Regions from separate parts of the Homo sapiens genome. Here regions 2, 3 and 4 are each linked to region 1. The links are chromatin loops, found by intact Hi-C in ENCODE. Cell type or tissue: ovary. All regions are shown on one strand. Region 1 has its middle 33 kb from the start of PHACTR3. Region 2 overlaps PHACTR3 (phosphatase and actin regulator 3). Region 3 overlaps PHACTR3 (phosphatase and actin regulator 3). Region 4 holds the start of SYCP2 (synaptonemal complex protein 2).

Region 1 (8,000 bases):
GGCTGGGCCAGAAAAGTTGGTTCACAGAGGCACACATTTGGGACTTTGCTGGACTGGGAGAGAGAAGCCCATGTTATCCACTAGTCCTGAGAAGGATGGTCTGAACGTCCAGGGCCATTACATGGCTCAGAATCAAAAGAACACAGAAGAGGGAGGAGCCTGGACAGGGAGGTATCAGGGGCTGCTGGCATTGTCCGTGTGAGCAGCTGGTTCCAGCTGTGCCCGAAGGCAGCCCTATGGAGGACTGGAATTTTCAGTCCCACCCTCCTTGCCATTTCCTTTTCTCCCTAGCCTTGGTGGGGAAGAGGTCACTGGAGGAAAGAGTTAGGAGACAGAAATGTTAGCATGAAGACAAATTCGAGGTGTGCTAGGAAAGGTCTCTCTTTCTGCCGGCCCTGCCGCCTGTCCACGGGCCAGAGCCTTCGTGGCCCCTGATCTGTTTGCACATGGATCTATTGGTGACCTACAGAATGGGGCTTCACATGGCAGCCCTCTCAAGTACACACTACCAAGGACGCTGACTAACCCCGTCTGAGGCCAGCAGACACTGTTGGCCTCCTTAGGTGTGGCCTGGGTTGGGCCTTTTGAACTCTGAGCAGGTTTCTTCAGAAGAGGATGCAGAGGGGAAGATGAAGCCTAATCATTCATCCTCACTAAACACTTCCGATGCGCCAGGACCTGTGCTAAACACTCCATCTGCTTTATCCCAGTTCATCTTCACAAAAATCTAAAGACAGCATTATTCATTATCCCTAAGAAAACTGAAGCTCTCAGAGGCTCCCCGAGGCCCTGCTGCTAATATTAGGACAAGCCAAGCTCCAGGCCTCGTAACTGGACTCCAGGACCTGTGCGCTTCACCAGAGCCACATCACCCCTGGGTGCTTCTAGGGCAGAGGACAGGCTGGCCAGGCCCAGCCCCTGCAAGGAATCCAGAAGGGCTGAAGGCCACCCCATCAGCTGCTCCCTTGGGCCCAGCAGGACCCTCAGGGCCAGCCCTGTGGGTAACATCCCTTCTTTGTGAGGACCCTCCAGGGTGTCCTGAATGTCCATGGGTTGGTCTGGGCCATGGGAACACAGACCAGCAGGAGTCCTGCTGAGAGGATCCCCCTCGGCTGTAGGGCTGAAGTCTAGGACACAGCAAGGGCCATGAGGGACAAGGGGTATTGGTCTTTCCTGCAGCCACGTGCAGTGGGGCATCCACTTGGCTAAGCCACCTAGCCCCACGTTTGAGCCCCACTCACTCCAGGGACTCTTTCAGTTCCAATGGGCTGAAATCCAAGTCCTTCTGGCTGGAGCAGAAAAGGTACCCCTTGGCCACTGGAGAGACCAGGAGGAGGGGTGGTGACAGACATGGCTGAATCCGAGAGTTCCACTACCAAAGCTTCAAGGGGCCACCTCCTTCCTTGGAGCTCCAGAGAAAGCACCAAGCCGAGTTTGCTTGGACCTCCTCACAGCACCTCTCCCCAACTCTGAACTGGTCCTCGTCACTAAGGGATGGGAACTACGGGTTAGCCAGGCTGGTGGCACGGAGGAGGATGGAAGTGGGGTAGGATCAGCTCACCTGAACCTCCTCTGCTGAGGCCTGGGGAGAGGAGGTTCTCCAAAAGCTGCTTTGGTGCAGCTGCCTAGAAAGGGGGAGAGCTTGGGGCAGAGCAGACACCAGGCTCTCCACGACACTGCGCTTCCAGGCCAGGCCAGCTCCTCATGCAGAGCCCGAGTGGGGGTAAATGGCCAGAATGACTGCGATGAGAGCTGCCTGGACAGGCACAGGGCCCCAGGCTCAAAAGGGCCCAGACTTGGCTTCCCGCCCTACCACCACCACCTTGCAGCTCTTCATAATTTTTGAATAAGGGAACTGTACTTTCATTTGCATTAGACCCCTGGCAAATTCCGTAGCAGGTCATGGCTGTGAGTGACCTCCCTGGACACACACCAACCCAACAGCAGTGACTTGCCAGGTTCACTGTATCTGTCTATGCTGGGAGTTTCTTCAGCATCCTTATGACCCGCAGGAACCAGCTAGGATACCTTCACAACGTTTTCCCTGCAGGCATGGAGTGAGGACTAGGGGTGATTTCCTGTAAGCCTATAAAACCCGGTTGCCCTGCAACTTGTGGACAAGTGAGACTTGAGTTCATGGAACCCAGTGTATGTATATATGATACAGACCTCTGTGTGTACAACATCACAGCTCGGAATGACCCAAAGCTTTCTCAGTGTTGGTTGGCAATGTACCTGAGCTCCACAGGGTCACTAGGCTGCCTCAAGGATCAGTAAGAGTGCTGCAATTGATTGGCAATGTCTGATAAGGGCAAGGGCCAGCAGAGTGGGGCATGGGTGCTACATAGTTACCAATCTTTCTGCTGTCTGGGAGGAAATGAGGACTCTGCTTCTAAGAGCTAGAACACTTAAAGAACATGTTGGGGTAAAGGCTGGCTATCACTGAGGGCAGAGACTGTGTGTAATCACCATTCAAAATCCCCAGTACCACACAGACTTCGGTTCATGGTAGATGCTCAATAAATAATTAATAAAGAAAGATCTAAAAGGCACCACAAAGATGAGGTTTTACCATAAAATGATGAAAATGGTTTGGAACAGGTAGAAGTAGTGGGCGCACAGCATTGTGAATGTCCTAAATGCCACTGAATTGTTCACTTTAAAAGGGCTAATTTGGTATTACACAAATATCACCTCAAATAATTATTTTTTTTTAAAAAAAAGGAAAGGGTGGCTTATGCCTATAACCCCAGCTGCTCAGGAGGCTTCAAGCTTCAACTCGCTTGAAGCCAGGAGTTCAAGACCAGTCTGGGCAACATAGCGAGACCTCATCTCTACAAAAAATTTAAAAAGTAGTTGGGTTTGGTGGCGCAAGGCTGTGGTCCCAGCTACTCAGGAGGATTGCTCGAGCCCAGGAGTTTGAGGCTGCAGTGAGCCATGACATGCCACTGCACTTCAGCCTGGGCAGCAGAGCAAAACCCCATCACTAAAAATCATAAACACATAATTAAAAAATAAACTAAAATAAAGGAAAGAAATCCTCCTTTTAAAAAAAGCCACTGTAAGTTACTCAGAGTGACTGGAATGATCCCATCTTCTTCATCATTATCATTCCAGTACAGTGCAGTACAGTCTTTTCTTTTATAATAAAAATCAATGACACGTTTGCCTTCTCTCCACACACACAAATTTTCCCTCCAAATCTTCCAGGGGCACTGACCCTAGAGGAGAAGACACTCAGCCCCTCTAAGCAGCCCCTGGGCTGCACCCCGGGGGCCCCAGGACGCAAGACACCCAGACCTGGGCCTGACCCCAGAAGAATTCTCCGTGAGCGGCCTGCATCCCCTCATCCCAGGCTCCATCCCGCATCCCTGCTCTTGTTCCTTTCTCCTTGCGTCATCCCCGTCTCTCTGGGTCCCCGAGGTCGCAGCTGCTGCTGAATTTTGTGAATCGCTCTAAACTGCCTTAAATCCTCTTTGAGTCACGTGGCAGATATCCAGGAGCGACGGCTGTTTTTTCTGGGGCAGGCGCTGTGGACTGTGGGCTGGGCTTGTCCTGGCAGCGTTTCCACCCTGCCTCAGGGACCCCTAACCCTGGGCTTCTCAGCATCTTGTAGGAGGGGACACAGGTCCAAGGTCCCCCGGGCTGTGGGAGACGCCTTGCAAGGCCAGACCCTCGGCGGAGCTCTGCCTCCAGCTGTAGGATTCTCAACCGCTCTCTCCTTCGTCAGCGTGCTGACTGAAGTTAGGAGTCTGAGCGGTCCACTTCCCCCTGGGAAGCCCGGGGTGGGTTTCTGGATCAGCTCTGCCGGCAGCACTGGGGAGAAGCGGGCAGAAACCTTGGGTATTTATTTCCTGGAATCTGCAACCCAGGGAGGATCCAGACGCCCTCTAGTGGCCACTAGGACGGGTGCAGGCGAGCCTGCCCAACTCTCCCCAATTCTGGTGGGTGGGAGGTGCCCCTGCTAGGGGTTCTCTGATGTGGGGGCTGTGGTCAAAGGAGCCTGCAGCGGAGGCATGCAGGTGCTGGATCCCTTTGAGCTTTCTAAAATTCATCCAGTTTTTCATTCTAGTCAACATGTGTCTATATTCTTTTCATACACATCACTTTCTCACCAAACAGTTAAGTAAAAATCAATGCTCTGGAAGATGCACGGTGTGTACCCAGGGGCTTCAAGGGCCACTTCCGAGCACCCCAGGGTACCCACCCTGCAGCATGGCCCAGAGCCTCCTGTGAAGAGCTATGGCCTGTGCCGGGCAGGACTCTGCTCTCCCCACTCCCTGGTCCTGTCCCAATTCCCCGTCCTTGCCCCGATGCTTCTCACTTCTCTGACAGTCACCTGCTGAATTCAGGTGTGGGTCTAAGCTGCTTTGAACCGTCTTTGACACATTGTGGGACTATCCATAAATTGTTAAAAACAAATCGTCAGCATGTAAAATGGTGCAGCTGCCTTGGGAAACAGTCTAGCAATTCCTCGAAAAGCTAAACATCAAGTTGCCATATGACCGAGCAATTCCACTTCCAGGTATGTACTCAAGAGAACTGGAAATATTTTTCCCCAGAAAAGCAAGTGCATGGCTGTTCATAGCAGCATTCACCATAATAGTCAAAAAGTGGAAGCAACTCAAATATCTGTCAGCTAATGAAAAAGTCAGGGGTAGTACCCTAGTCCCTCAGTACCCATGGGGGGTTGATTACAGAACACCCAGGGATACCAAAATCCACAGATGCTCAATTTCTTTATATGAAATAGTGTACTACTTGCTTATAAGCTACATACATCCTCTTGTATCCATTAAATCAGGGATATCCAATCTTTTGGCTTCCCTGGACCGCATTGGAAGAAGAATGGTCTTGGGCCATACACAAAATACACTAACGATATCTGATGAGCTAAAAAGAAATTGAAAAAAAAAACCTTTCATAATGTTTTAGGGAAGTTTATGAATTTGTGTTGGGCTGCATTCAAAGCTGTCCTGGGTCACATGTGGCCCACGGGCTGCCCTTTGGACAAGCTTGCTTTAAATCATCTCTGGATTACTTATAATACCTGATACAATGTAAATAGTCATTATGCTGTATTGTTTATAAAATAATGACAAGAAAAAAGAGTCTGTACATGTTCAGTACAGATACTCCATCCCTTTCTTTCAAAAATATTTTCAATCTGCAGTTGGTTGAATTCCACGGATGTGGAATCAGCAAATTTGGAGGGCCGGATGTATACCCATACAATGGAATATTATTTGACAATAAAAAGGAATGATGTACTGATCCACACTACAACACAGATAAACCTTGGAAAGATTGTGCTAAGTGAAAAAAAAATCATAAAAGTCTATATCGTGAATGACACCACTTACATGAAATGTGCAGAAAGCGCCAATCCAAAGAAACATAAAGTAGCTTAATGGTTGCCAAGGGCTGGGGAAGGGGAGGATGGGGAGTGACTGCTTAATGGTTTTCTTTATGGGGTGGTGAAAATGCTGTGGAATCAGATAGTATATGATAGTTACACAGCCTTGTGAATATACTAAAAACCACTGAATTGTATGCTTTAAAATGGTGAATTTAGACTACATAAATTATATCTCAATTAAAAAAAAAGTCATCAATACAGCCACCTGGTTGAGGGTCTACCGTGTGCCAGATGCTTAGAAGTAATCTGTCAACCCTTCCCACCCCAGCAAGCAACTCTGGAAGTTGGGGGGAGAAAAAATCTTACAGGAAGAACACTGAGTCAAGAAAGCTGCAGTGTTTGGTTTGGGAACAGGCTCTACACCTTACAACTTGTGTGAGAAGAAGGCAGGGGTTGGGTAGGGAAAGAAACAGGAGGTCATGGGGCCCCAGAAGCCAATGCTGTGAACCAGTTCCCTTACAACTGATACAGCAAGATAAGGGTGCTTGCTGGAATCTGCCCATCGTCCGTCCATCATCTATTTCCCATCCATTATCCATCCATCCAGCATCCTTCCATCCATCTTCCATCCAACCATCATCCATTCATCCTTGATCTATCCATCCTCTACCCATCATCCATCCGTCCATCCACTTACCCACCCATCTACTCATCCATCCATCATCCATTCATCTCTGATCTATCTATCCTCCATGCATCCATCCATCCATCCATCCATTCATCCATCTGTCCATCCATTCTCTCTCTCTCTCCCCACTCCCTCTCTCCTGCTGCCTTTGTTTCCATCAGCTTTGGTTTCTGTTTCTGACTCTCTCTGTTCTCTCCTCTCTCTGTTTCTGTTCCAGTTTCTCCCTCAGTGTGTGTCCTTCTTGCTCTCCCCGCTGCAGCTGCAGTGATCAGAGGGTGCTTCCCCGCCCCATGGATGGAGTCTTTCATGGCAAAGTGCGGGTGGATGAAATGGTCCCGGTAGTGCAGTGCTTCTTATGGCCTTTCTTCCGTTGTTTTACCTGGACGCCTTTCCTAGGATTTGCTTCCCCACTTTATCTGCCACTGACAAGGGGCTCTACAGGATTTGGGCTGAGAAGAAACAGAGGGGCAGGAATTCTTTCTGGGATTTCCCCAAATCTTGGAATTCAGCCGTTTCTACCGGAGACTCTGCCTGTGCCACCCCCTGCCTGGACGACTCATGGCCCCCTCTCCTGCCAATTCTTTCCCCAAATCTCCCTATATGTCCACTCCTCAGAAAGCCCCTCCCCAGCAGTCTGGGCCAATTATTCTCCCTTGATTTCTGCATCACAGCTCCCTGTGGGTGTCCTTCCGTGAGTTGAAACTGGTCTGTCCCTAGAACCCAGACGTGCTTGCGACACTCCCGTTCCTCACACCTTCAAAGGCTCCGGCCTCAGTTCCCGAGAAACAGAGCCTGAGGCCCAGACACAGGTGACCCTCTGGGGCTAGGGAGTGTGGGCCAGGAGCCAGAGGAAGGGAGGGAAGAGGCAGCCACCACTTCACGGCAAACCAGTTGCTGGATGTCAGGGGCACACATGAGGGTGCAGGGTGAACACATCCTTCATCTCATCATCTGGGACACTCGCTGTTAATGACACCAAGGTGACAGGTATAACCTGGGATTGTCCCAGGCAAACTGAGACATGAGCCACCCTGTGTATGGCGACTCCCTGAGGATGGCCCATCTGGAGGCGGGAAAGGAGGAGGATTTGATGGGAGGCGGCATCCTCCCGTCTCCTGTTGGATGAAGATTTACCCCAGTGGGCCCTGACTCCCCTGACCCTCCTCCACCTGGGCACAGAGCAGGGTCCACAGCAGTTCCTCCGGGATGCCTGGGCAGCAAGGAGTGGCAAGGCACTTCAGGTGAGGGCTGAGCCCCCATAGAGCTCAAAGTCACAGCAGAGGCCGAGACAACAGTTATGAGGCAGAGAGGCTCCAAAACCTCAGTGAGGAGCCATGGCAGGCCCCGCCCACCTGCCCAGCCTCAGGTGTGCTGTGCCTTCGCCACAGATGCCCTATCCCTCCTCCCCTCCCCTGGGTCCTCTCGTTCTGGAGCTTTCAGCCCCACCCCCACTCTACACACACACACACACTCACACGCAATGTACAGTCACACACACTCACATGCACACTCTACACACACACATGCTCACACACTCACACATGCAGTCTCACACACACTCACTCTCACAGTCACACACATGCACACGCACACTCACACACTCTCACTCACACAGTCACACACTCACATGCACACGCACACTCACACACTCACTCTCACACTCATACACACTCTCTCACACACACGCTGCACTGCAGCCACTGGCTCACCTGCCCCTGCAGTGAGCTCAGATCTCGAGGAAGACAGTGGCTGCATCTTATTCCCACTGAGCCCCCGAGCCCAGCAGGGCACCTGGCACACAGCAGGCGCTCAACTCTGTTTGTCAAATGAATGTTGACAGCCAAGTGGCCCCGGTGAGGCATTAATCCAAAGAAGCAGGGCACAGAGATGACATTGGGAAGGGAAGCTGTGGGGAAGGGATGGCAGAGAAGTAGAGAACCTGGAGAGCTGATG
Region 2 (8,000 bases), 180 kb before region 1:
CACAGAAAAGTCCCTCAACCCTACCTCCTACCCTTTTAGGGTCACTAAAATCCCCCCACTGGGCACTTGCCCCTCCAGAGAGCACTTTCCTGCCTAGAAGTTCCCAGGGAAACACAAAGACGCCCTGGGAGGGGGGGTAGGTGTGCCAGGGAGATGAACATCGTTAAGTACCTTCACTTATCAGCCGTGCCAGACTTGGAAAGAGACAGTAGAGAAAAGTGCCCCAGCAAACACTTCAACCCAGCCAGGCAGCACAGCATGGCAGCGCTTAGAGCACGGGCCCAGCTCTCTGGAGAACAATGTTCTACGAGGGCTGTTGCCTAAGCTATAGCCAAGGACAACAGTGGGGACGTATGGCCATTCTAGGAGCAGCTCAACTTCGCGTGGTCTCCAGCCAGTACCTGCATCGTCCAAGTGGGCAGCTGAGGACAGTGGCTTGTCCAGGGAGACCTGGTCCGTCCCAGTGGCCAAGGGGCTTCCGGGCTGGGCATCTTCTGAAGTCAGCGTCTCCGACTTGGGAGTGGGTGGTTCACTCTGTACAGATCGGGGTCCTCCATCGGGGTTGCAAGTTTTGCTTTCAGCATCTACAAGGAAATGTAGCTGTCAGCTGGGCCTGCACCTCCCTTCCTTCATCCCTTCCGTCGTCCCAAGAGTCTTTCTGAGAAGTATCCATTCTAGGCTCTGGGTGGTCCCCCACCCCTCTCCCCCTCACCACACACCCTAGGAGTCCCTCTCCAAGTCTGGACTTTCCAGGGGAGCCCTGGGCACCTCAGCACACCCTAGCCTGGTTTCTGCTCTTACACTCCACTCCCTGTGTGCACTCTTCCTCCGACACCTGTGGGAGACTGCAGTGCCCCTGAGCCACGTCCACACCCACTGCCGTGCACCTTTGCAGTAGCCCCACTCTGACCCCGGCCTCTGCCCTGGAGCTTGCTTTGGTCGATGGGACACAGTGGGTATGATGCAGCACTGGCATGAGAAGTGCTTGCACATCCCTGCTCGTCCCTCCTGTTTCCCTGGACCTTTGTCCTGAAGACATGCCCAGCAGCTGGCTGGAGTCAGCAGACCCACGGGGCAGATCACAGGCCAACCCAGACAGGGGACAACAAACGGTGATTGCTGTAGGTCTCTGAGATGCAGGGGTTGTCATGGCTGCAGAGAACCAACTCACCTCTGCACCCACCGTTTGACCCTCAGCCAGGCATTAAACAGGTGTTTACTGATCACCGGCTACGTGTCTGGCACTGTAATAAACCCTGGCAAGGTGGAGGTTAGTAAGATACAGTCCTTGCCCCCAGGGGTCTCACACTCTGAGGAAGCCACGCAGATGACCACACATGGCACCGTGAGCCCAGGAACGGGGCACACCCATGGATGGAGGGGCCACAGAGCCGGGGGTCCCTAGGTCTGACAGGCAGCCTTCCCAGAAGAGGAGGCACTAGCAGGGCATAAGGAAGGACCTGGTGCTTTCCGTCTCTTGAAGCTCGGCTGCTGCAGCCTCTGAGGGTCTGGCCCTTCACTTGCCATCCCTGGGTTTGCACCTTAATGCTGAGGGGCTCAGCACTTGGAGAGCAAAATAAATGGCTCAGTTACCCAACTGCAGGATGGCAGGGCCCTCGGCCAGCAAGTCACAGTCACGTCACTGAGATGCACGTTACAGCCCCATGCACAAAGCCTCCACATAGCCCTGCAGGACTCCTCTCAATCTCTACAGCAGTTCCTGGAGGCCCGGTGCAGAGGGCAGTGTGACCTGCACATGTCGACACAGCCACGAGGTGGCCGTTTGGGGATGCTAGCCTACGCTGACCTCCTTCCACACACGTCCCATCCTGGCAGTGGAAGGAGGAGGCAACATTTACTTCAGGGTCAGGGTCCATAGGACCTGGTCAGTCCCGATTCCTACCTGCCATCCCTGTGTCCTTCAACAGTGTCCCTTTCACTCCTAAAAGTGTCCTGTTTGGACAAACAGTATACAGTCACCCCATCATGCGTCCCACCACCTGCAAACGGTGTTTTGTGCCCAAATAGCAAATTCCTCTGGATCTCAATTTCCTTATCTATAAAATGGGGATAATATTTCTGCTTGCTTCATGGCAACATAGTGAGAATTAACGGAGCTAGGGTATGGAATGTGTCTGGCATAAGGTAGGCACTTTACATGTGCTTTCTGTCATTGTTGTTGGTGATGGTTTCTGACAACGAGAAGAGGAGGGTGACAAGAGTGATCTGGCCCCTTGGTCTGCACCTTTGGGCCCATCTGCTAACAGCAGGCTTAGGACAGAACCGTTTCTCCCTCCAGAGTCCTCACCACACCCAGGACTCATGCCAGACCCATTTCCTGCCTGGGACCCTGGAAGAGATTTGAGCTTGTCATCGCTGCTGATCATATTCCCTCTGCCGCACACGTCTCCTCCGGGGAGAATGAAAAGGTCAGCCATGCCAGAAGTCTGGAGATTTAGGGCTGGACGATCTCATCCATGCAGCCGCGTCAGTTGCCCAGAGGTCCAGGCGAGGCTGGCAGGCTCTTCCCATAAGGCGCAGATGGCCATTGTGACGGGCTCTGTGGGCCACGTGCTGTATCCCCCGTGCTGCAACCCTTGATTTTTTTTTTTTAATTTTTATGAAAGTCTTTTCTATTTAAAAAGCATTCTTAGCTCAAAGACCACATAAAAACAGGTCCTGAGCCACATTTGACCCTTGGCTATAACAGCCCACCAACCCAGATACAAGCCAAGAGAGCTCACCGAGTAGACAAAATTAGAGGTCACAAAGCTGAAAACTGAAACCAGCCCCTTCTCGTGACCGACTTACTCGCATTTGACGTGCAACCGTGACAGCACAGCTTACCCAGCCCCTGGCAACACACAGGGAATGTGAGAGCTGGCGTAGGGGAGCACAGGGCTCTGCCAGCTTGAGCTTCACACCTACCCTATGTGACAGGCAAGGCTGCCACCCACCACTTGCAGTTATGGACACCAAACCTTAGAATGCACAGGTCTTTTGCTGCCATGACTGTCACTGCTGTTAATAATAAGGATGCCTCCATCGTCATCATCAAAATCATCACAACTGCCACTATAAAAAGGTCAGAACATAGAACCTGGAAGGCCCAGAGGTCTCCAGACTCAGAAAAGCACCATGCCCCTCCACAGTCTTTGAACCTTCCCCTGCTTTCTTGCAGGTTTTCTGCAAGGACTTCTTGCAGGACTTCTCTGGGCTGCGGTCAGAGCTCCAGCTCATAATCATGTTCAGTGAAAAGTTTCAGTTCCCAAAATAGCCCTGGTGGCAGGGCCGTTGCTAAGAAACGCTGGTTGGGGAGGGGTTGGGGGAGCGGTGGGAGCCCAGGCCCTGCTCCTCTCGCTGGAAGGCCAGCCTCCGCCCGGCCACTCTCCTTCTGAGGGCTGCAGAGGGGAGCGCGGGGCAGTGCACCTGAGCAGCCACAGTGAGAGGGAACGTGTTGCAGACATGCACACACACTCACAGATGCACACGCAGGCACACACGTGTGTCGTGGCACATGTGCACAGTGCAAGCACAGGTGGGTGCACACAGGTGCACGTGCATGTGTGTGCACACGTGCAGACATGTGTCCCCCGGCGTTCCTACCACATGGAAACCAGATAGACTTGATTTGTCACTGTCCAATTCCCTGAGGAAAGAATGCCTAGTCAATCTCAAGTCACTGAACACAGCACAGAGTAATAAACTCTCTTCTTTTATACCCAATGACGGGGTAGGAAATTCCTTAAATTATTTAAGAAAATGCCAAGTCAACGCATACAGGGAGATGGAGGAAAGTCATTCAGAACATAAACAGTGTCTAGCACAGAGAAACGTGGGCTGGGGACCAGGGCAAGGGGGCTGGGGAAGGGGACCCCTTGTACCAGAGATTTGGTCTGGCCTCACTTAGTCACGGATATCCGAGACGAGGGTGGAAGGAGCACTGAAGAGATCAGAGGGGTCCCCTCTGCCCTCCCCAGGGCACAACGGGCTCCACTGCACACATCTAGTCATGTAATAACGCCACCAGCAGGGTCCTTCCTAGGTCCAAGCTGGCGACTAGAGTCACAGGAACGAGAGGGGAGGGGGTCACAGTGGTTCATAAAACAGACCATCGATCATAAAGTAACACCCCAGAGGGAGCAAACTCATGCCCTGGATGCTGCCTCACCCCCGGGAGCTGGCGGGCTCTCTTCTGCTGGCCCTGCCCAGAGTCCGGCTCACTCCACCAGGCTGCCCACCTGCTTCAGGGCAAGCTCCAGGGTGTCCAATGTGTATGTACATGTGTGTGTGCATACATGCGCGTGTGCAGGGCAGAGGGCAATCCTGGGGTTTGTCCTGGCCAAGGAAGTTCAAATGTGAGTTTCGAGGGGGCTCAAATGAGGCTCTGGAGTCCCTGACAATCCACTCCCACAGCCTCACAGGGCCTGTCCTGCATGAAGTCCCGTCCACCTTGCAGGGAGGCTCATGAGCCTGGCCGGCCACAGGAGGGCGCCCCCGGCTGCAGATTCGTCCCTGCCAGCAGTGGAAGGCGGTGGCTGAAGCCGGTTCCTTAACCCTGAAGCCGGTTCCTTAACCCCAAAGCCAGGAAAGCGCCTCTGCTCCTCACCCTGGAGAGTCCTCACATCCACAGCAGAGGCGGCGGCACTGCGTGCCTACCCCAGAGCAACAGCCCTCAAGCCTGATCCTCCCCTGAGCCGGAGAGGGCAGGTGCACAGCCACCGCCAACAATTCCAGTCATCCTGCAAGAGGACCCGGTGACCCAGCACCAGGAGGATTAGGGACAGACAGGGTCTGACCTCAGGTCGACCCAGTGAGAAAAGACATTTTTGAAGCTAGTGCAGGACGGAAACTGCGGTGCAGGGAAGGATTTAGCCGGGAGCCTGTGGCCAAGCATCTGCGTGGATCCCGTTATTACAGCACGTTGATTACAGGTTGATTACAGGTGGCACACAGTAAAGGATTCAAGCAGCACAGAAGAGTCGACTGCGAAAAGCAAGTCCAAGTCCCCTCCCAGAGCAACCCCTGCTGCCCGGTCCCTGATATTTCCCTGCAGAGACACTCGGGCTCCTCGCAGATCCCACCCACTCGCACTGTGGCCGCCCCAGGCTCCCGCAGCAGCGTGGTCATGCCTCTGCCACCCCAGCCGGTGTGTGGGCAGGGAAGACGGGAGGCGTCTTGACCCAAGCCCCTCTCCCTTTCCTGCTTCCTCCTTCCTCCTTTCCTCCAACCCAACCCACCATCTCAAGGTCCCTTCCACCGCGGGGACTTGTGCTTGCTGCTCCTGTGGGCTGGAAGTCACTCCCCGCTTCCTTCTGTCTCTTGGCTTTTCAACCTTCCTGCATCAAAGTCGGAATCAGCTGTGGAGGATGAGGAAGCACTGCTGCCTGGGTCCCACGCCCAGCGCATCTAATTTAACTGCTGCCTGAGCGGTGGAGGGTTATTAAATCTCTCCAGGTGATCCTAATATGCAACAGACTCTGAGAACCAGCCTAGGTCCTCCTGCCCACCTTTGGACCTGACTCAAACATCTCCCGGCCCCCCGAGAACCAGGTCAGGTCCTGTCTCATGATCTTAGGGTGCTGCATCCTTCACTGCACTCACTGTGGTCGTGAGTTGCCGGCTTTTTGTGGGATTACCTAATGGCCCCACTGGATGTGCGTTCAGAACAGTATTTTGCTCACCTGTGTCCTCAGCAGCTAGCACAGACCCTGACACAGAGTGGGCCCTCAATAAAATGTCATGGCATCAATTTAGGAGTGCATTTTCCCTCTCAAGGAAAGAGACTGTGTTTCAGGCCACTCTAGTCCCTGGTCCACAATCATTTAGCAAGAGAGAGAGTATGGAAGGTAGAGATGAGCAAACCACAATGTGGGGACCAATCCAGCTCCCCCACCTGGATTTGACATCTTTAAATGGTTGACAAAAGAAAAAAAAATCAAAAGAAAAATAATAGTTTGTGGCACATGAAAATTATATAAAATTCAAAGGCCAGTGGCCATAAATAAAGTTTTCTTGGGACACAGCCATGCCCTCTCATGCATGTTTTGTCTCCGGCTGCCTTTGCGCTACAAAAGCAGAGACAAGTAGTTGCAACAGAGACTGCACGTCCCCCTGAAATATGCACTATCTGACCCTCTCCAGAAAAGGTTTGCCGACCCTGATCTAAAGTGATTCTGTAAGCCTGCGGGTGTGTGATGTCGCCGTCAGAGGCACGGAAGCCAGAGACCAGGCTCCCACGGCAGCAGGGTGAGAGCCACACTGTCAGCCTGGCCGCGGCCAAGCATTCGTCTCCAGCCTCTGCTATGACTTCATCAGACAAAGTCATCTTGCAAAAATTCAGAGTGGAAAAAAGCCAACGCTCCTAGAAGTTTTCCCCTTTAATTAGTCAAACTATAGCTTCATTTTTGAGAGGAACCAAATCTATATACTTACTCTTTACTCAACAAAAGTAGTGTTTTTTTTAGAATAGATGAGAAAAGGCCTTAGCATTGTTTTCATCTTCCTTTCTCCTTCCCTAAGATCCAAAGGTATGCTTGTTGGCAACATATTCAAAATGCCGGAGTTTGACACTTTTTTGTCCCATCCCAGTGAAAATCCTCCAGATTTCTAGCTCAGCAACCGCATTCCGCCAAATCCGAGCGTCACGACGGCGTTAACCATCTGAGTGCCACGGGACTTGACACCAAGCTTTCCTCGCACATGTAAGGTTTTATTATCACTATGAAGCAATTTCCCATGTAGATTTCCCCTAAAAATAGCATCATCAAAATACTTCACTCTTCGAGTCTAAAGAGAGGAAACAATGACAAAAGCCTGGGCCCACAATCGGGTTTGTGTGCTGACAGGCCCGGCTGCATAAAATCTGGATTCGTTTATTTCATGAGCTTCCTTCCTAATTCCTGATATTTGGGCCAAATTACAAAGACACTAGTAATATTTTAAGGCTGAAGTGGGGAGAGAGGAATTCAATATATCCATGCAAGCCTCAGGAAACTGGCTATGCATGGCCAGATTCCTCAAATCAGCAGGCCAGAGCTTGGTCCAGCTCCAGAGAGTCTTCCAGAGGCAGTGAGGTGTTGTGAAACCTCCTAACCAAGATTTAGCCTCTCAGGGAACCGGAAGGCACCAAGGGCTAGTGTCAGCATCTAAGTCCTGGGCCTCACACCTCCAGGAATCCATCACAAAGAGAAAGACTTGGGAATTAAAGAACTCTGTTCAGTTAATTGCATGAGTGATAATAACTGGCCTTTCTGAAAGATGGAAACAAAGATGATTATGTAGACCCCACTGAGATTAAGCTCTCTAGACCAGAGACCAAGAGATCAGGATTTGTTCTGTGTCTCTGCTCTCAGGCTGCAATGACTTGGGGCAGTCACCACCCAGACCCTCCCACGCCTCGTCTGCAAGTGGGATAGCCGCTGCCTCTCTCCCCAGGGATGCTGGGAAGACCAATGAGACAGGGCGTGCACAATATCCCACCCCGCCCCAGCATGTCCTGAATGCTTCCTACATGGTGGTAGGGGGAGTAGGTAATAGTGGAATTAAAAATAATTTGCCCAAATGGAGGACTGAAATGTGAATATGAAAAAAAAATTAATGCTGAAAAAACCACTGCTACCACTTTAAAGGAATTGGGATAAACCACCAGATTCATGCACACCCAGCTCTGTTAGACATTCCCCAGAGAGGAGTGGTGCCATGAGGGGGAGCTCTTCAGCTCAGTAATGGGGTCTCCCGTGCCCCTGGGGGCTGGACCAATGGAATGGCTCCTGACATGGGGTGTCTCTCCAACCTTGCAGGCTTCATCTGAACACGGCCCTCCTTGGATTCTACACTGTTTCTGATGGGCTTCCTGGGCTCATGTGAGACTTTCCATTCTGCATTCCCAGCACCGTGCCCTTCCAAGCCAGGGACGGGTCCCACTTACCCTGCTCCATCATCTCCAGCAGCCCCTTCTTGATGAGCTCCTCTCGGCCTTGCCTGCCGGCCATCTTCTT
Region 3 (8,000 bases), 280 kb before region 1:
ACAGCAATACTATTCACAATAGTCAAAAGGTGGAAACAACCCAAATAGCTGTCAACTGATGATAAATAAACATAATGTGGTATATATCCATACAGTGTAATATTATTCAGCTATAAAAGGAAAGGAGTATATAGTCATGCTACAATGTGGATGAACCTCAAAAACATTCTAAGTGAAAGAATGAGACACACAGGTCATATATTTTAGGATTTCATTTATATGAAATGCCCAGAATAGGTAAATCCACAGGGACAGAAAGCAGATTAGTGGTTGCCAGGGGATGAGGGAAAGGAAGAATGGGGAGTGACTGCTTAAAAGTTATGTTGTGATGAAATGTTTTGGAGCTAGATAGAGGTGAGGTGGTAGTTACATAACATTGTGAATGTACTAAATGCCACAGAATTATACTACTTTAAATGCCTTATTTTATTAATCTGCCTTTCATCTGAATTATTAAAACTTATTAAAACCAAGCCTTTATATCACGGGCTAGAAGGCCCCACATGAGCTGACCTCTGCCTCCCTTTACCCTTATTTTGTACTCCTTTCCGCCTTGTTGAGTATGCCTCAAGCATTACTTGAACAATCTCACTTTTTTCTAACTCTTTGGTTTTGAGATTCCATTTTCCTGGAAACTCTTGCTGTTTTTCACGTGTCCATTTAAGTGGTAATTCTTTAGAGAGCACTTCCCTCACCATCCAATTAATGTTACTATTTCTGTCTATCATATAGCAGTTTTTGGTATCTGAAATTTCTTTATTTCTGCCTTGCCTCCACAAACTCCACTTCTGTAAATTCTGTGTGGTAGGAAACTTGTATGTCTTATTCATCACAATTTTCAGAAGCTAAAAGAGTGTCTGGAAAAGTAGGCTTACAACAATGTGAATGAACAAAGTAATGAATACGGCAGTTTTTTTTTTGTTGTTTTTTTTTTTTTTTTTTTTTGAGACGGAGTCTCGCTCTGTCGCCCAGGCCGGACTGCGGACTGCAGTGGCGCAATCTCGGCTCACTGCAAGCTCCGCTTCCCGGGTTCACGCCATTCTCCTGCCTCAGCCTCCCGAGTAGCTGGGACTACAGGCGCCCGCCACCGCGCCCGGCTAATTTTTTGTATTTTTAGTAGAGACGGGGTTTCACCTTGTTAGCCAGGATGGTCTCGATCTCCTGACCTCATGATCCACCCGCCTCGGCCTCCCAAAGTGCTGGGATTACAGGCGTGAGCCACCGCGCCCGGCCAATACGGCAGTTTTAAGTAGGAATTTACTAAGTTCAAAGCGAACTAATGTGTCTCCTAAAATTCAAGTCCTATATGGTGTCAGCATTTTCATTGTAATTGATAAAGTATTAACCAGCCATTTGAACATCTATTATATGATATGCACTGAGCTCAAGTCTAGATACACAAATGAGTAATAAATGAACCCTTCCATGGTGTTACAGCTCTTTTAGAATATGTCTAGCAGGTTTTTCAGTTTTCACCAGAATGCCCACCTCAAAACAGAGATGAACTCCCTACTTAAAAATGAGGATATGTGTGCTTTTAATGTCATGCAGAATCATACAGATTTCCATTTCATTGGACCCTTAGAGGAATCATATAGGCAAATCAAATGTACATAGACTTCATTGTTAAGACAATGTATTTGTAATGGTTAGCTTTAGTTTTTCTATTTAAAGGCGCATGAAAATATTCTGAATTGACGTCTACAGGAGAACAACATTTTAGGAATACAGGTGTGTTGAGTGACATCAATATGTTGTACCATCTTGAGCTTTAGATAATATACTTTTAGCTTATGCTGTGATAGCAACAATTTTAAATAAAAGGAACTTGGAGGAGTGGAAGTCACACTAATGAAACACTTGCCTTTAATAATGATGAGGCTTTATTTACCTAATTTGATGTACATTTTGTACAAGTCAAATACAAAGACAATTGGGTTTATAAATGAGTATTGAAATTTGGAATAGATTTGAAGTTAAAAGGTTTTAAGCTTATTTAAAAACAATTTAGCTATTTGACTTCTGTGTAATTCATTTCTAAAATGTTCTATTATATGTTTATTTAAATTTTTTAAGTTCAGAGCAAGATCTAGCAAAGTTTGTCCTGAGGGGCTATACAGAAAATGTCGTAGGCTTTGTGGCCCAGAAGGCAAATTTCAGAGTATCACGTCGGTGCTTATTATAATCATTTCAATTGTAACCATTTAAATATATAAAAACCATTCTTAGCTTACTGGCCACTAAAAGGGCAGGGGCTGGCCAGATTTGGTCTGTGGGCTGTAGTTTGCAGACTTCAAGTTCGGAAGGGAAATCTTATAGATCAGAACTCTCTGTTCTTTATTATAAAATTTTTCCTTAGTTTATCTTACTGTTTCACAGAAATAGTGATTTAAATCAATTTTGCATAGCAGAGGCTAATGAGTATATTAATTAATATAGCTAAAATTCTTGATTGTTCTATTTTAAACATATTAAAAATAAATGATCATTGTAGCTAATGACTTAAATTTCTTACCTGGATTGTAATCTAACACCCTGGTGTAGGTTTACCGCATGTCCTCAACCAAATAGAGCTGTAAGGTGGTAACTGTCCCAGAAGTACACATGGAAAAGGACATGGAAGAGAAGAAATTTTACGTTAGTATAGCTAGGCAGAAACCTAAATACTAAATTCTACAGCCATTACTGTAGTGATCTCATTGCCACCAAATCGTAGTATTATGGATGGCCAACACCAACTTAAAAGGCCAGCAGATCCTTTAAATGAATAATAGATGGAGTGGTTTTCATACAGCATTTAATTCAACATGAAATTTGTAGTCTACAGTGACAAATTCTGCCAACTCTGAGTTCAGTGCCTAGTGTTGAGCTTCACAGTTGCTGGAGTTAGTTCTTTAACCATTCTGTTACCACCTATTAACAGTTAAACCACATACAGTTAGTGTATAAGTTTCTTATCTAATTAAAACTTAAAGTATGGAAGAATCATATATGCTATGAATAAACAAGTAGAATTTTGAGCAAAATAAAATACCAGCAAATAATATCAACAAACAAATCTAACTTGGAATGTAAAAATTGAAGCAAGATGATAGGTGGTTCTGGAGATTGTGCTTTCTGCCACATCAGGTGTCACCATTATAATTAAGAAGTAGGCTATCTGGAAAGCAGAGAATGGACTGGTGGTATAGACCAGTCTTTTAGGGAACACACCTGAATTGTAGTAATACATTCAGTGTATGTATTTTTGAGAAGGGATAATAAACTGCATTTAGAAAGGAATAATACACATATGTAACATGTCTGCAACTTGAAACATTAAATTATTGTCATATGTACCATATATCCAGATTTCTTTCCTCCCATTGCTTAGTAAGAAAACTGAATTTTTAGAATTTCCCCATTTATATCTTTAAGATTTACAGTTGAGATTAAAAACTTTGAAAAGGTTTTTTAAGAAAATTTTTATTACTTTAAAAATACTGCTCTATTTTCATAGAACTATGGAACTGCTAACCAGTACTTTCTGTTGTTCATTCGAACAAACATTTTTTGTTTGAACTAGTAGTATGTTCCTAGTATCATCACTGTAAATAAATTTGCAGCTAAATAAGCAAATGGGATTTATAGAAATCTACTTTTTGAAAATATTTTTCATATATTCAGTTTCATATGTTCACTTGCTTACGAATATCTTCTGAGATGTTTTCATATGAAAAATGGAGAAAAAGGTCTCTGGAAAAAAACTAGACAAATGGGTATCGGAAGCATATAGTAATAGCAGTTTTAATAGTACGATTAGGATTTTGCATTTCTGAGCTTGAATTTGTTGTTGAAGGACTGTAGGTACATAGCTAAAAACTTTGACTTTACTTCCAATGTATAATAAATGTAGGCCTGTAATTACCATATCTTTCCACAAGGTGGATGTCTTGATGTTAGGTTCTTCCTCCCCGCTCCCACCACCATTTCAATTGTCAAAAAATTACTTAGGTGATATGATTTCAAAGTCTCTTTATTTTATTTTTATATTTTTTGAGACAGGGTCTTGCTCTGTTGCCCTGGTTGGAGTGCAGTGGTGCAATCACGGCTCACTATGGCCTTAACCTCCCGGGCTCAAGTGATCCTGCCACCTCAGCCTCCCTAGTAGCTGGGACTACAGGCGCATACCACCATGCCCAGCTAATTTTTTGTTTTGTAGAGATGGAGTTTCGCTATGTTGCCCAGGCTGGTGTCGAACTCCTGGACTAAAGCAATCCACTCATCTCGGCCTCCCAAAGTGCTGGGATTACAGGCATGAGCCACCATGCCCAGCCCCCTTTAAATTTTTTTAGAAATACTTTTTACAAAGTCATATAATGTAGTATTTCCTCTATTACATTAGCTTAAAAGTTACTAGATGTTTCTAGAAGATATTTAATTTCCTCTCACTAAATTACTAACATGCTTGTAAAAATGTTTTGAACTCCTTAAAAACAGAACTTATGATTTAAATATTCATGGTTGCTTTAATAATTTTTTCTGAAAATAGGGGCAAATGATTTGTAAATTTATTGCATAAAAAGCTCATTATTGAATACTAGTAATGAAGAATTCTGATAATTCATATATACTGTTATTCAGTAGGACAAATAGTTTTTTCTAAATCTGTTGGCTGTTAAGTATATAAACTTTCTCTTCAAATTATAAATATATGCAAATGCGTGTACATATACATGTATGTCATCAGTGTAATATGACTTGTGAATTGCTTTTTAATTTTATTCCTCTAACTTGATAGTTGTGATGTGCAGGTGGAGAGTAAATATACTTGATTCAATTTTAGTTTATCTCTTAACCCTTATAATACCTGATAAGAACATGAAATATGTAAGTATAGAGTAATAGTTTGTGCATAATAAAAACACAATGGTAGAAGTTAGATACTATTGCCACAAATTTTGATTTAAGTGAATATGTCTGCTGGTTTTAGGATATCTTAGAACCTTTGAGTCTGAACCAGTCCAAACCCTCCTTTGGTTATCCTGCACTTTACCTTTTTAGTTTTATTATCCACTAGTTATGGGACTTGGGGAAAAAACTAAATATATGTCCCATCTAACCAGGTCATTTCTAACTATAGGATCTGCCTGGTTCTTTTGTTAAGCAGTACTGATCTTTTGTACTTTGGGGGCCAAGGTGGTTTCTAAACAGTAGCACCTTTTCCTTTTCTGTTTCATAGTAAATATATTAATATTTCTATGTGAGGGAAATTGAAATCTTAGTTTTACATAATTTGGGCTCCCATTAATATTTTAAATTGAATATTAAATACAGAGAGCTTCTAATATGTTGCTTAAGATAGAAAAGAGGTAAAGTTTTGGCTACAAATAATGGGTTATGAATAACAGAAAATATATAATGTATATATATATATATATATCAAATCCTTTAAATTTAACTGACTTCTAATTAGAAAGGATTTAGATACATTTCACAAACAAATTGAGGCTCAGAGAAGTCAACTGATTCACAGAAGGTTACAGAGCAGCTAAGAGGTAGAGCTGGAATTTTTCTACCATAACAATTTCTTATTAAAAAAAACTATAATTCAATGAATAGTGTGTTTTGCTAGTCTCTAGGACTGATCATAAGTCACTTTGGACAAAGTGCTAACATAAAGACTTGGCAGTTTCTGTGGGCGTCTGACCCAGTAGCAGTCTTAAGTAGAAAAGGAAAAATAGTGGAAAGCAATGAGGTAGCATATGTGGCAAGAAGTCATAGAGGACACTCAGTTGCTCCAGGTGCTACCTGGCAACCATATCAGTAGCTAACATTTATTGGATTCCCAGAACGTCCTCAGCAATGTGCCAGCACTTTAGCTACTTTGTCTTATTTAGATACTACAGCAATGTTGTGTGAGAGAGATATGACCATACTATAGAAAAAACAAGTAACTTGTTGAATAGCACAGAGCTTGGATTTGTGCACAAGTTCTGCAAGCTCTGAAAGTCATGCTCCAAGTTACTGTGCTTCCTGCCTCACCAGTATACCAGGAGGGAAGGAGGAGGGAAGGCTCATCTCTGTAAGGACACTTATTTGAAAGCCAATTAAAAATATTTTTCAGGGAACATGTATTGTTAGTTTCCCCCTTTGTGCCAAGATTTTCACCTTTGTGCTGGGGTAAATTTCCTTTCTTTAACAGTGTTTGCAGAGGTGAGCTTAAAAATACTCTAAAGAGGCATACTTTTCATTTTGATAGAATTTTTCAACAAATTATTGCTTATTTCTTGGTTAAAGGCACTCAATTTGATTTTCTAAGGCACAAACCAAACACATAAAAAGTTGGAATTCTCATTCATGTGTTTGGATTCTGATCGTTCACAAGTAAAAATTGACTTGTTTCACAGATCCCTGTTCTAAAGTACCACTCATCCCAACCACAAGAAAATGTAAAGCCTGGGTTAATTTCCTGCAATAAGTAGTCATTTAATTAAAGAACAAAATTAACAGGAATCAAAATGTTGCAGCTGTATTTTTTGTTAGACATTATATAAAAAAGGAAAAGTATAATACAGTAAATCATCTTGTATAACATGAACTTAAAGAGTTTTCAAATTAATTATGATCAGGATAAAAATGTCTTTTGAACATAATACTGAATGACACTGTCACATGTCCCTCATGTCAGAGGCCTGGGAGTGGTGAGCCTGCACATGCACGTTGCCCGTCCTCCATTACACTGCAGAACTGTAAAACAAGGTTGAAAGGCAAACAACAGTTTTCTTCTGATAGAGTTATGTTGGGTCTTAACTGACCCCAACAGTTCACACTCCTCAGACACCAAAGAAGGAAGGAAGTGTGTCCTCTGGTTACTCCTCTTGCAGGTAAGTGTGGTCAAGATTGCACCTGTGTGTGTGATCCTACTCTTCTCACAAACACAGCAGGTAGGGTAGTCTTGAGCTGAACTTCAGGAAAGTTCCCTGATGAATGTTCAGTGTTGGTATCAAAAAATTAAACACAAATTCTTCTCAGAAGAAAATCTCTATGGCCTGTGGAATCTAGAGATTATAAAAAAGACAAAGAATTTAAGGTTATTCATTTCTAGCAGTTAAAATAGCCAAAAACCTTATACAAATAAATTTGCTGCTATTAAAAAGATTCTCAGAAGTCCCATATGTAAAACATGAGGATGGAGCTACTCTGGTTAAAATAGGGTAGAGTCTCAGAGGGCTCCCCACTCTCAGGCCCCTGTTATATGCTGAATTCTTAGGACTATCTAGAACTTAGTTTTAAACCTGTGAGTTAAAAGCCCTTGAAGTACACAGAAAGGCCAGGGCTTTGCTAAATCAGTAGAAATGATGAATTTGTTAATAAATTATTGAAAATTATAGTAGAGTTATGACTTTTTGTAGAGTAATATGTTCATAGTAATTTTAAAACTCTTAAAATCTCATAACCAAAAATACCGTTCTGACTCTTGAATTGTTGAAATAATTTTAGGGTCTTTATACCACATTTTAAGTATTAGAGTCATTATTTTAGAAAGCTATCAACTTAGGACAATAAACATCTTTACTAAACATTTAATAATGTATAATCGGAAAATGTACAAAATTGAGATTGCAATATATAGAATATGTATTCATTCTATTTAAGACAGAATGAACATTAAATGTAATTGTGCATGATTTACTGAAACTGTTTTTCCTAAACATTCATATGACCTATTCCTCCATATGACCTATTCCTCCCCAAAAGTATGTTAGTCATGGGAGGGAACCTTAAAAAACAAACTCTTTGCATAATTTTTTCCTATTCATCCAACTTTCCCTTCCCCTTGATATATTCACCCTAAAACCATTGGTTAAGGTGGAATTCCATTGTACTTAGTTTCTGTTCTATAGCCACATTAATCTTACAGAGTAAATCTTTCAGATAACAATTGCAGTGGCCACTTTGGAACAAACAGAAAACTAAAGCTATTATTTTAGTTTAAGGCAGTATCTATATGCAGGATT
Region 4 (8,000 bases), 360 kb before region 1:
AACCTGAGCCCACATCTGATTGCCAACGGCTGTAGCCTTCTAACAGTGGGAAACTATTAATAGGCAAGAAATTTCTGCTTTATCAGTCATCACACAACCATTCCTGGGCATTGAGACTGTCCTGGTTAGGCTGTGTGTCTCCTACATTAACAGCTGGGGAGGAGGGAAAAGCTTCAGACTTTTAAACTAGCAAAACAGTTATTTCTCTGCATTCACAATTCTGATTTCATGTATTTCTCTGTACATGTTTGATCATTATCAGGCCATTCTGTTTAAGTTTGAAACTAAGCATTTTAAGAAGTCTTGCCTCAGTTATTTCAGTTTTCAGGTGACTAGAGAATTTCAGGCAACAGTGCCCTTTGCAATTACCTTTTTGATGATTAAGGTGACTATTTTTATTTCTTGTTAAGCATCAGAAGATGTCAGCATTCATCTTTTGGGAGTCCAGTTACAAGGTGGAACTAGAAGGTGTTTTCAGCAATAGCCAGAGCACTGGAGGAAAAATAATTGACAAATATTTATACTTTTAAATTGTTTTGAACTGTATTTACATACATCATGTTTTATCAGGTACCCACCAACTTTATACTTTCTGCCTTCAGATAGAGTTTCTAACATTTTCTAGTTTGTCAGTTTTAAAATATAAAATTCTTTTATGTTTTTAAACCGTCAACCAAGAAGTCAAGACCACTGTCCCCTGCTGAGTTAGGCAATCACTTAAAACTCCAAAGAACTCCAGGCTGAGGAGTTCTTTTGGTGCTGAACAGTGGTCTGACAACAGGTGCTAGAATTAAGGTGTGGGAAAAAAAAAAAAACAGCCAGGAAGGACAAGATCTCCAATTTGTGAAGCTTATGATACAGCTGAAACCAGTCTGATCAATTTTATGCTACCTGTCACCAAGAAATTAACTCTAAATTTTTGAATGCTTGTTGGCATCTGTCAAATCAATACTGAAAGGATGCATTTCGGCTTTTAACCAGTTTGGTTCTGATCATTGCAACCTCTGTGCTTTTATAATTCAAAGAACAAGGATAGCTTTCTTCGGTATCTTTTAATATAAGAACACTGAATTTTGGCTTGAAATATTGTGACTAAATTGCACAATCTCTGGCTATTAGCACTGTTCACTACATTAACATGCAAGAGAGAGAGAAGCCTTGTTACATTTCCTGCTATTTAACAAACTGTCCAATTAGGTCAGCAAGCCTGTTAGGGCCTTCACTGCTACGCCCCTGGCCCCAAAACAGAGAGCAAGACAGTTGTCCAGAGAATTTAGATATGAGTTAAGAGCTGCCAGATTTATTTTAAGGCATGTAGAGAATCTCATAATCTATGTGAAAGTCACTTGCCAAAAAGGTTTTGGTTATGAAAGTGAATGTTATATATTTAATATTAAGTGAACCTCCCGTGCCTTTTAAAAAATACCAACATTATGAAATTTAAAAGCTTAAATATATTTGCCTAGTTGATAAAGAGGCTGTGGAACAACTGAAGGAGAACTTTCAGACCCTAAAACAGTTATATTACTTAGATGTTAAAATTTTCTAGTGGGCTGTGCAATTGCTGGGTTGTCCCCCCAAACATATTTTAATATGTTATTTAAAATGATTTTACCCAAGCCTAAGTATTAAAGTATATGTGCAAAAACAGTTGTGAGCCATTCTATTATGCTTCAGTATGTTTTTCTTGTGGCCTAATTACAGAAGACCAAGCTTTAGAAACTTCTTGTCTAAATCATTTCACATGCAAGTCTTATCCTTTCTACAACACTGATAAACGTAGAGCCTTGGCAAAAATAAATTTTGTCATTGTGCCTCAGCGTCAGTAGCAGAGTTGTTGTATGTGTCTTTGAGAAAAGGAAATGCAATTTTATATGCCAGGTCAGCATGAGGTATGAAGAAAGCTCTAGGGGAATACAGGGAATGTGATCATTAATGTACTTCTCTTACAACAGTTAATGACACTGTGCAGGCAGTAATGAGTGTCTGTCTGTCTGCCTTCCGGATCGTGACCCTCACCTAAGTACAAAGTCTTGCACATGGGGGAAGAAAACTTACATTTATTTTGTCTTCCCTTATTTGCTTGGCCACAGTGCTAAGTGCTTTAAATATGTGATTTCATTTAATTCTGAATGTTATGCTACCTGGTAGACAATATCCCCTTTTTCTTAGCTGAAAATAAAGCTCAGAGTGGTGTAAGTACAGCCATAGGCCACATAACATTTCACTCAACAGGGTAACTGTATATATGACGTGGATCCATGGAATTATACCAGATTTTTTTCCGTATCTTTTCTGTGTTTAGATACACAAATACCCTTGTGTTACAGTTGTCTACCGTATTCACTGCAGTAACATGCTGTATACAGGTTTGCAGCCTTGAAGCAATAGACTGTACTATATATACCTGAGGTGTGTAGTAGGCTATACCATCTAGGTTTTTGTAAGTAAACGCTAAGATATTCACACAATAACAAAATTGCTTGAGGAGGACACCTTTCTCAGAACTTACCCCTATCATTAAGCAATACATAACTGTAATTCACCTAAAGTCCCATAGCTGGTAAGTAACAAATTGAACATTGAAACCTGTTTCAAAGTCAATGCTCTCTCTACCTGTTATATGACATATAGAATATTGCAAATAAATGCTTGTTGATTCAGAAAGCTAAATTAATTGAACGCCACATTATGATATTTCTCTTTTTTGAGAGAAGGTCTTGCCTTGTCACCAACGTTGGAGTGCAGTGGTGCAATCATAGCTCACTGCAGCCTCCAGCTCCTGGGCTCAAGCAGAATTCTCCTACCTCAGCCTCCGGCGTAGAGCAGCTAGGTGCACAGGCACATGCCACCACGCCTGGCTAATTTTGTTTTTTTGTAGAGATAGGGCCTAGCTATGTTGCCCAGGCTAGTTTCAAATTCCTGGCCTCAAGCAATCCCATCAACTCAGCCTCCCAAAGTGCAGGGAGTATATGTGTGAACCACGGCACATAGTTTCCAAATTTTGATTATAATTGAGAAGGTTTTTCATGAAATGCCACGGTCTAAAACCTTTAAAAAAAATTAACAGTAAAATTAATGATATCCTTTTTTTCTTCCATGTTGTAGTTTACGGATGTTTACTAAATAATCCGCAGGCTTCCTGAACACATGAAGCAATAAAAAAGACTAACATTTTTCTTCAACTAAAAAGCGGCAAGGTAAAAAATCATCACTATTAATTTTTGAAGTGTATTAGGAAAATTTCTGTGCGTTCGCAACTCCACCATGAAGGATCTTAGATCTATTGGCGGAAAACTAGGTATGAAAATAATTATGCAAAATTGCCAGGTCACAATTTTGAAGCACTCTTCGATCTTCTTACATTTTGTGTTATACATTATTAGTACTTAAACGTATAATTCAAAAGCATTGAAAGCTTTGAACATATAAAATCCCCTCAAATCCCTGCGTACACCTGTGTACCTTAGATTGCATATGTAATCTGTCAGCTCTGAATTAAAAAACTAAGATATCAAAATTAAGTTCAATGGGGGTAGTTACAAAGTTGTCAAGAAGTTGGTAATTCTAGCTAAGCAGAATATTTAAAACACCTCTGAGAGCTTATTTACTGTGATTTGATCTGCTCTGGTCCACAACTGAGCTTTGATTCTATTACCTTGTGTTTATTTTTTTCAGGTGCTTTCCACCGCACATTTAAATCTTAATCCCATATTTTTAAACAATTAGTGCCTTTTAGATAAGAAATTAAAATGTTATTAAAATATAATTTTAAATTTTGATTTGAAGATACCTATAAAAGTTTAACTACACATACAATTCAACTTTTAAAAATTGATCCGACACAAATATTAATCCAAAGGTGGTTTGCTGCAGTATTATTTGTAATAGAAGTGTAGGCTCATCAGTGGAGGATTGAATTCCTCGGATGAAGTTAATCCACATGATTAAATAATTACGAAGCTGTTAGAAAGACCGAGCTGCATCTCAGTGCACGTGGAACAGTTTCCATCTCAGAACGCGAGCACGGGGAAAACACGCAGAAGACTGAGCGCCGAACACCGACGCCCTCTGCGAGCCAAGGGGCAAGGAGACCCTTTCGCGGCTGTGCCTGTCTCAGAAGGGCCTGCGATTTTTTACACAAGCACCCGCTGGCTGCATAAGTTAAACGGATCTCTTAAATGGAAGCGTCTGAAAGAGCCTAGGAATACACAGTTGGGTACCCAGCTCAGCACCCCGTCTCCGGACCTGCGGTCTCTCCCGCCCTCCGGCACCCGCACCCAGGAGCCCAGGCGGCCCTGCGCCCCCTGCCGGCAGGAGCCAGGCCTCACCCAGGAGTCGTCGGCCCGGCGCCCTGGTCCCCCGGTCCAGCTCGCCCCTGCAGGGCTGGCTGGAGCCGCGGGTCCCAGTGGCTCTGGGGACGCATAGCGCGGGGATGGGCTTCTCCTGGTCCCGCCCGCGCTTCCGTCCCTTCCATCCCTTCCTGCTCGCCTGTCCCGGGACCAGGGCCCCAGTCAAGGCAGCGAGTCTCCTCGCTGGCGGGGGTGACTCCGCTCGCGGGGCGTTCATCAGGAGAGCATAGCGCGAGAGGACGGGCCGAAGCGCGGGGACAGCGGGGACCCACTAACCTGAGGGCCTGGCCTGAGCCGCGCCCACAGCGTCCCCCTTGGCTCAGGCCTCGGGCGACCCCGGCGAGCGTTGGCGGGGGTGGGGGGGATGGGGGGGGCGGGACCTGGCTGGCGGCGACGCCGATTGGACGCACTATCGACCGCACCTGGCGCGGATTGGACGGGCGCTTCCCGCCTTCCGCCGTTCGCCGGAGGCGCTGCGGCGGTCCCTGAGGCGCAGAGTTGCGACGCTCGGCGGCATAGGGGGCGGCTCCACCGACACTACGCGGACGCCTCCTGCCGCAGGCAGGTTGAGCAGAGTGCCTGGGTGGGCTTCCCCCACGGCGGGGCGCGGAGGGAGGGTGGGGCTTCGGCTTGGCCTTTCAAGCCGGCAGGCGAGAAGCTTCCGACGGTTGAGGCGGAGCCGTTGTGGAAGCTGCCGAGGGGGAGGGGGTGCGGTTCTGCGGCAGTGGGCGGAGGGGAGGCGCCGAGGCTGGGCCAGGGCGTGGGCTGTGCAGAGTTCGCGGCGAGGGTGGCTCGCGCAGGCGCGAGGCTCCCCATCAGCACCTGCCTGGCCAGCCTCGGCCTCGGGGATGGGAAATGGGCGCTCGGAGCCGCCCCCGCGCGTGGGCGACTCGGTCAAGGTGGCTGAGGCGCGGGGCGGTGCGCTTGGCGAGCGGGGAGCAGGCCTGGGGCTGCGCGCGTCGCCGGCCCGAGGAGGCTGAGGGGTGCGGGAGAAGCGGTGGCGACGGGAGCCCTGGGGACCGCTGCTCGCCTGTCTCCGGGACATCTGAAGGGGGGTTGGCGCTGCGGCCTGGGGCGCATCTCGGGTGTGTGTGTGCTTTGTTGGTTCGGGGGTGACCCTGGGAAAAGGGTCACCGTGCCGGCGGTGGGAGCAGGGACTTCGCCTTCGGCCTCGTTGTTGCCACTGCCGGTTCCACTTAGGGAAGAAGGGAGTGCGCGCAAAACCTTCCTCCTGCTCGGCGCCTTCAGTCCCTTCTCTCCCTCCCGCCGTCCCCACCTGCGGCCTCTCCTTGCGGTTGAGGCCGCCAGCCCCTCCGCGCAGCTGGGCCTGATGCGTCCCGCGGCGGCTCAATGCGCGACACGTGGCTCCACGTGCGGCCTTTTCTGGACCGGGCTCCAGGCTGGCCGAGCATCTGCGAATACGGCAGCGTGGTTTTTTTTTGTTGTTTTTTTTCCCGAGACGGAGTCTCGCTCTGTCACCCAGGCTGGAGTTTAGTGGTGCGATCTCGCGTCACTGCAACCTCCATCTTCCGGGTTCCAGCGATTCTCCTGCTTCAGCCTCCGGAGTAACTGGGACTACTTGGCGCGCCACCACGCCCAGCTAATTTTGTATTTTTAGTAGAGACGGGTTTTCTCCATGTTGGCCCGGCTGGTCTCGAACTCCTGACCTCAGGTGATCCACCTGCCTCGGCTTCCCAAAGTGCTGGGATTACAGGTGTGAGCCACCTCGCCCGGCCTACATTTTTTAGTAATGATGGGAGGAGGAGGACGCCTTCCCTCCCCTTCATTCACCTTTAATGTCTTTTTGGACACCTTAGCTATGTTAGTTACCAGGGCAGAGGGGACTTTGAATTATCTACTGCTGCTTGCATTCATTCAGCAGTTTTTCCTTTGGGGGAAAATCTTTGCCTCCCCCATCTGCCAAATTGTTTTCTTTGTTGTTGTTTTTATCCGTAACGCTTTTATCTGCCTGCAGATACACAATCATCATCTTACTAGTTCTCTGTGTTGCTCGCTAACCAGTCCCCCAGTTCAGTAGACTGGAGCCCAGAGCCTGCTTACTTGTCAGGTAAATCCACGCTTCTCTTGAAACATTATTATTCTGTTCTCGGTTTCCGAAGTCGTTCTGTTACATAGTAGTAGTTCCTAAAGATCTTTTAAATTGTTTCCTTATGAGGCTGGAAAAAATAAGTGTATAACTTTTGTTTCTTTTTAGAGTTAGCCTTCTCTTTCACTTGCAAATGTTAACTTGTTTGATGTTGTGGATAGTGCTGTGCTTTTGACTCTATTGTGGCCTGTATGCATTCAGCTTTGAGGCATGCGTGTGTGTGTGTGTGTAACCTGATTATTCAGTTTGCTTTCCTTGGTTTGTTTTTCCCCAACTGACTTCGTGCAAAAGTAGATTAGAAACTAAAACCATCTTGTTAGCTTTATGTGCCTCTTTGGCTGTACTTTTTTCTGTGCTGTAATTAATGTCTCAGGGCATTTTGTAAAATACACTGTTTCAAATTGCTTTAGTTCTGAAAACAGATAAAGCATAGCTAATGGGCAAGCCTGCCTCAACAGTTGCTGGCCCTAGGGTAAGAGTATAAATGGAGCCCCCACAACATATTTTAAGTATTTAAAGTTTTAAATCAAGTTTTCACATTGTAAAATAAAATAGTCTCAAATTTCACAAATACACCTTCACTGCATCAAAACAGAAAACTACATGTATGGCTATGATGATTATTATTGAGACAGGGTCTTGCTCTGCCGCCGAGGTGGGAGTGCAGTAGCGTGAACATGGCTCACTGAAACCTGGACCTCACTTCAGCCTCCTGATTAGCTAGACCACAGCTGCGATCCACCAGGCCAGGCTAACTTTTATTTTTGTAGAAATAGGATCTCACCATGTTGCCCATGCTGGTCTGGAGCTCCTGGGCTCAAGCAGTCCTCTTGCCTGGGCCTCCCACAGTGCTAGCCACCAGCATTACAGACATAAGCCACCAGCCAAGGCTATTATTTTTATGACTGAATCCTGAAAAGTACCAAAGATAACTGAATGCATTTATTATGGATATCTGATGATGGACTGGTAATCTTTGAATAAGTGATAAAATACTTACATAATTCATAAGTTACTATATATAGTTCATTTTTATTTTAAAAATCATGTTATAATGAAGACTTTTACTTATTTACTATTGACAGCCATGATCTAAGGGTTAAAACTGTAATTACTCAAAATGTGTTATACTCAAAATGTATCAAATTTGGGTTTATATCACAAACATAAAATAGGTGTAAAAAGTATTTTTCTTTAAAAAATTCTTAAATATTAAAATTATTGTAGAATTGTAATTGTTTCCTTAAAAAATTTTAATAACACCGGAATTGCTTATTTTTGAATAATTGCATATTATTAAATATTATAACAATACATTTATTCACTATTTTAGTGTTTGCTTACTGTCTAAAGAGTCCATATCATGTTCACGTAGTTCATGTCTAGATCTACATATATATTAATATAGATTGCTTACTACTACAGAATGTTCCTCAGCCACCATGTGCTACTGTTGCAAATACTGTGCACTAATTTGCTAGTATTTCTAGAGTCACAAATTGGAGTAAAAAGAGAAGGAAGAAGATGGGCATTTGGCACTG

Evidence for each region. Hi-C counts contacts between places; a loop is a spot of excess contacts. Peaks named below come from ENCODE experiments on the same cell type or tissue, not always from the same donor. Only the 100,000 strongest peaks of a DNase experiment are listed, where the experiment ranks them.
Region 2: a loop joins it to region 1, with 13 times the contacts of the local background. A loop is called at or near these places in 68 of 110 quality-filtered maps.
Region 3: a loop joins it to region 1, with 2.5 times the contacts of the local background. A loop is called at or near these places in 9 of 110 quality-filtered maps.
Region 4: it touches region 1 in a loop (2.2-fold over the local background); 2 of 110 quality-filtered maps call a loop at or near these places.

The regions. Positions count from the first base shown.
Region 1 is chr20:59,567,612-59,575,611 of GRCh38, reverse strand. No RefSeq gene overlaps it. Among named protein-coding and RNA genes, the nearest start is that of PHACTR3, 33 kb to the left of the region's middle. RefSeq lists enhancers at 2,981-3,522, 6,830-7,664. In ovary, a CTCF peak has its summit at 3,887 (motif pointing left); DNase peaks (open chromatin) are centred at 3,461 and 3,751; H3K4me3 peaks cover 559 bases; H3K27ac peaks cover 1,016 bases.
Region 2 is chr20:59,747,766-59,755,765 of GRCh38, reverse strand. It overlaps PHACTR3 (phosphatase and actin regulator 3), which reads right to left. Exons shown (of 13, transcript NM_080672.5): 3 at 7,931-8,000; 4 at 402-584. Among named protein-coding and RNA genes, the nearest start is that of PHACTR3-AS1, 120 kb to the right of the region's middle. RefSeq lists enhancers at 3,109-3,438, 4,661-5,162. In ovary, a CTCF peak has its summit at 4,491 (motif pointing right); DNase peaks (open chromatin) are centred at 4,495, 6,252 and 7,075.
Region 3 is chr20:59,846,155-59,854,154 of GRCh38, reverse strand. PHACTR3 (phosphatase and actin regulator 3) reads right to left here. Exons shown (of 13, transcript NM_080672.5): 13 at 6,444-7,040. The coding sequence ends at 7,025. It also overlaps the pseudogene RNU7-141P. Among named protein-coding and RNA genes, the nearest start is that of SYCP2, 83 kb to the left of the region's middle. In ovary, a CTCF peak has its summit at 3,951 (motif pointing right); no DNase peak of the experiment used is centred here.
Region 4 is chr20:59,930,482-59,938,481 of GRCh38, reverse strand. It overlaps SYCP2 (synaptonemal complex protein 2), which reads left to right and starts at 4,845. Exons shown (of 45, transcript NM_014258.4): 1 at 4,845-4,913; 2 at 6,328-6,420. It overlaps PPP1R3D (protein phosphatase 1 regulatory subunit 3D), which reads left to right. Exons shown (of 1, transcript NM_006242.4): 1 at 1-1,819. It also overlaps a transcript of FAM217B not described here. RefSeq lists a silencer at 4,155-4,554. In ovary, a CTCF peak has its summit at 4,331 (motif pointing left); DNase peaks (open chromatin) are centred at 4,311, 4,771 and 5,019; H3K4me3 peaks cover 1,315 bases; H3K27ac peaks cover 881 bases.